Linked DNA regions of Homo sapiens: region 2 is linked to region 1. Evidence: chromatin loops called from intact Hi-C (ENCODE). Cell type or tissue: heart right ventricle. All regions are shown on one strand.

Evidence for each region. Peaks named below come from ENCODE experiments on the same cell type or tissue, not always from the same donor. Only the 100,000 strongest peaks of a DNase experiment are listed, where the experiment ranks them.
Region 2: a loop joins it to region 1, with 1.9 times the contacts of the local background. A loop is called at or near these places in 11 of 110 quality-filtered maps.

What each region holds. Positions count from the first base shown.
Region 1 is chr10:114,093,963-114,096,462 of GRCh38, forward strand. No RefSeq gene overlaps it. Among named protein-coding and RNA genes, the nearest start is that of ADRB1, 51 kb to the left of the region's middle. In heart right ventricle, no CTCF peak of the experiment used is centred here; no DNase peak of the experiment used is centred here; H3K27me3 peaks cover 126 bases.
Region 2 is chr10:113,913,648-113,916,147 of GRCh38, forward strand. It overlaps NHLRC2 (NHL repeat containing 2), which reads left to right. Exons shown (of 11, transcript NM_198514.4): 11 at 1-2,500. Among named protein-coding and RNA genes, the nearest start is that of NHLRC2, 60 kb to the left of the region's middle. In heart right ventricle, no CTCF peak of the experiment used is centred here; no DNase peak of the experiment used is centred here; H3K27ac peaks cover 748 bases.

The DNA.
Region 1 (2,500 bases):
TATGCCAAGCAATATTGTTTGGCTGTGTCCCCACCCAAATCTCTCCTTGAATTATAATAATCCCCACGTGTCAAGGATGGGGCCAGGTGGAGATAATTGAATCACGGGGGCAGTTTCCCCCATACTGTTCTCGTGATAGTGAATAAGTCTCATGAGATGTGATGGTTTTATAAATGGGAGTTTCCCTGCACAAGCTCTCTTGCCTGCTGCCATGTAAGATGTGCCTTTGCTTCTCTTTGCCTTCTGCCATGATTGTGAGGCCTCCCCAGCCATGTGGAACTGTGACTCCATTAAACCTTTTTCCTTTATAAATTACCCAGTCTCGGGTATGTCTTTATCAGCAATGTGAGAACGGACTAATATACCAAGTTTGCCAGCCCCTGCATTCTAGGTTCGGTACTGGGAGACACTTGCCTTGGCTATCAGGGCCCTGCATGACAGATCAGTACCCTGTCCTTCACTGGCCTCCAGGCAGGCAGCCATTATCCAAGTTGTCACCTTCCTTGAGGTAGTGCCTGCCCGTGGGAGTGCCCTGCACTGTTCCAGAGTCTCCTCTCCTGCCCTCCCACCAGCCTTGGGGCTCTGCTCCCTTTGTCCTCCTCTTCACCCCACAGAGCCCTGTCGTTCCAGTGGGTTGTGTACTGTCTCACACAGGAACTCCGACTGTTGAAAACAAAGATATCTAATGCTCCTTGGAGATAAAAGAAGTTCAGACATCCAGGACACGGAACCTGGCTCCTCATTTGGGATAAGAAGGGAAAAAAGCTACCTCTTTTTCTTTGTCGTAGAGCTTACAACTTGAGAAAAGTAGGAACGGTTAATTCTCAAGCTGGTAATTCCACCACCTCAAATGTTCTGTATATGGCCTTGCCCCACCCGCACATGAGGAGTGACATCACATGGTGATGGGAAGCATCAGCACCGGGCCCTGTACTATCCCCCACCCCGAAGAGGGAGATGGGGAAGGATCTTGCCATACACAGTCAGCCAGGAGCCCTGGCCAGGTCCACCAATGGGAGTAGCCAATAGAAAATAGTGTGGGCCTGAAACTGTCTTGGGGGATTCCAAGGTAACCACTCTGCATAAAAATGAGGCTCACAGACCATGTCAGAAAAGAACCTTGCAATGAATATAAGACTCTTCTTTCCTGATATGAGTTCAGAATATACTGTCTCCCAAGGCTTGACATCTGTCCTTTGGAGACATGTGTGAGCTTGCTCTAAATGGTTAAGTAAAGAATCAGGAGTGCCTTCCAAGTCCACGGCAGGATTGGGAACAAGGAGACCCTGCCTGGGGAACTTGATCACCACAGGGTCTGGACCACCTCTCTCAACATCACTGACCATGAAGCCCCAGGGGCCACTGCGGATAAAATGACTCCAACCTGGGCAAAAGCCACTGGGGTACAGGGGGTGTGTGTGTGTGTGTGTGTGTGTGTGTGTGTGTGTTTCTAGAGTGTGAGCCCCCTTCCTTTGGGTAAGGGTAACCAAAATGGGCAGGGAGCGGGATTCGAGTAGAGATCTTTAGAGGAGGAACATGAGAAGGGGGCACCAAATGAGAACCAGGGGAGCCCAGTTAGGACTTGTGGGCGCACTGGCAGGATGGTGGCCACTACAGCCAGTTTACAGGAGACCCAGCAGCTTGTGCAATGTCAGGGTGCTCTCAGGGCAAGCTGCAGCATCTCTGCCCAGAGCAAAGACAGGAGGGTATCCATCCACCGGACCACCGCTAGAACTGATTTGCGGAATGGTCGCGGGATACACAGCCTCCCAGCTTCACTCTGCAGCCTCCTGGGATTCTGAGTCACCTAATACACTTTAATAAATTCCTTTTTTGCCTCACAGGGCCAGACTTGGTCTCTGTTATTTGCCATCAAGAACCTCAATTGACACGTTAATTCCGTTTATCCCAAATTTATATAGATAAGTGTCACATGGAAACAATTCCCTTGTGCCTGGAAACAGTAAATTAAATGGATGGAATGGAACCAACCAGGCTGCTGTATAGCAAAAGAGAATAAAAATGTGTCTTTGTTTCCTCCCTCCATAATGCATATTAAATAACACATCTTACATTACATCTAAGCCTCAGAAACTTAAAAACCACTAGTAAGCACACGAGGGCTTGTGAGTTAATTATAACAGCCTTTGCTAAGTTCGGCTTGTGGTTTTCCTCTTATAATGAAATGTCAAGAATGGGGGAGGTAAGCTCAGTCGTGTGTTGCCGCTGATGTTTTTAACCAAAGGATCTGAGGCTGTTTGATATTTTTGGCTTCATAATTCCCATTTCCAGTCCTGATTTGGAAATAAAGATTGAAGTCCAAAGAAAAAGAAAGAGTGTTTCCAAGATACAGAATAGTCTGGCGTTCCGAGGTAAAACCTTAAATGCCTGAGGTCCATCTTCCCATTCTTTTGAGATTGCTTTTTTCATGTAGCAAGCTGTACTTTCCTGTTGCTCTTTTTGCCCCTTCCTGCCTTAGGACTGTAGGCTGGTGTCTACC
Region 2 (2,500 bases), 180 kb before region 1:
TAAGAAAATTTTGTTGTATTAAATATTAGTCCAAGTGAGCTCTGGAAATACAGTCTTCTGCTTTCTTGTTTCATAAATAACACTGGTATGCAGACCCCTCCCCATGACTCAAATATTAATATATGCAATTCTGTTACAGTAAAGTTTTCACCATGGTCAACCTATTCCAGCATTAGGTACTTTTTGTTGTTGTTGTTTTGTTTTTTTTTTTTTTTTTTGAGATGGAGTCTCACTCTGTCACCCAGGCTGGAGTGCAAGGGTACAATCTCAGCTCACTGCAGGCTCCACCTACCGGGTTCAAGTGATCCTCCTGCCTCAGCCTCCCAAGTAGCTGGCGCTCACCACTACTGGTGCCCACCACAATGCCCGGCTAATTTTTGTACTTTTAGTAGAAACAGGGTTTCTGTTGGCCAGGTTGGTCTCGAACTCCTGACCTCATGTGATGCGCCTGCCTTGGCCTCCCAAAGTGCTGGGATTACAGGCGTGAGCCACCGTACCCAGCCTAGCATTAGGTACTTTGTTTTGTTTTGTTTTGTTTTTGTTTTTTTTGAGATGGAGTTTTGCTCTTGTTGCCCAGGCTGGAGTGCCATGGCAACACAGCCTCCACTTCCTGTGTTCAAGCAATTCTCCTGCCTCAGCCTCCTGAGTAGCTGGGATTACAGGCGTCTGCCACCACGCTTAGCTGATTTTTTGTATTTTTAGTGGAGATGGGGTTTCGCCATGCTTGCCAGGCTGGTCTCGAACTCCTGACCTCAGGTGATCTGCCTGCCTTGGCCTTCCAAAGTGCTGGGATTACAGGCGTGAGCCGCTGCGCCCAGCGCACTAAATACTATTAAAAGGAATTAAGCAAAATGCTACGTACCAATGATTATGATTCATGATCACCTAAACACAGAATGCAGACTTAACTTTTCATTCTTAGTGTGCTAATTAAGTAGTAGTATGGTGCAGTAAGGAATTTTGTTAATTTTGTTATAAACTCCCTCTCCTGAAATCCGTAAGGAAATGTGATAATAAGAAAGTGATAATAGTGTCATATTTTAAAAGTAGAATCCACTGTTAAGCACCAAGATTACCTTTTCTTCCCCCTGTGGCACAGTTTATTTAAATGAAGTATTAGCAATAATCATGTCACTATTTTGTCCTGAATAATTAAGAGTTTGCTTTTTTCCCATGTCTTTGCAATAGGATAATATAAAGAATAGTATTAAAAGTCAGAGGCTTTACTAATCTACCTATATGTATTCCATGGCTAACAAACCCTGGCCCCTTTACATATGAGCTCTGGAGGTTCGCCTGGCTGCCTCAGGCTTGCAGAAGGCTGCCCCAATCACAGAGCCTGGGTAAGGTGGAACAGGAGGCAGCCCCACTCGGCTTTTCTGATTGCATCCCACCTGTTTCTGAGTGTGTTGGTTTGGTTTAATTCTTTTCAAGGGTTGGAGTTGGAAAGTGAAAACCCTAGACACTTGCTGTGGAATGTTTGCCTGGTTGTATTGGTGTGTCCCTCTTCTTCACTGGCATGTCGCTTTCAAGTGTACCAAAGGACATTTTGTTCTGTTGAAAGCCACAGGACCAAAAGGAAAATATTGCAACTATTTGCAAACATACTTCCCTACCTGTACAAGCAGCCATATACTAAAAAGCACTAAACAAGCACAAATGAACACTAAATAGCCTTATACCAAAAAGCATTCTTGTAACTGTCAGGGCATGGTATGAATTCCTTCCTCTTTAAGCAGCAACTTACCACAGGCTTGGTGGCTTTAAGTAATATAGCATTAAGCAAATGGTCAGTTATTTTTTAATGTTGAAAACTTCCAAGTGTGAATAATACGGACATAGTTTACTACCTTTTGCTTTTAATATACCTGGTTATCTATTTCCATTTGAAATAAAATGAAAGGAGACCTCAAACTGATGCTGAGAAGTAGACAAAATCAGCTCTCAGACTTAACTCTCCCCAATTAAAATAGTTTTTTTTTCCCTTCCCATTTTTTTGTTTTTAAGAGATAGGGTCTTGCTGTGTTGCCCAGGCTAGAGTGCAGCAGTGACATGATCATAGCTCACTGCAGCCTGGAACTCCTGGGCTCAGGATCCTTCTGCTTCGGCCTCCTGAGTAGCTAAGACCACAGGTGTGTGCCACCACACCTGGCTAATTTTTTTAAAATTTTTTGTAGAGATGGGGACTTGCTATGTTGCCCAGACTGGTCTCGAACTCCTGGCCTCAAGCCACCAACCTCTCAAATTGCTAGAATTACAAGCATGAGCCACCACACCTGGCCTGTTATTCCTTCTTTATCTAATGTGTGCTAAGCTTGTGAAAAATATATGTTGAGGTAAATAGGGCAAAACATTAGTTGATAAATTATGCTAATTAATGGGAAAAATAGACATGTTCCTCTCTGAACATTTAGAAGGACTCTGCCCTACAACTATCTTCTGTTTTTAGAATTTGTAGTCACTGTTCTTAGTGCCACTGGAAATATATTCATTCTTTGAG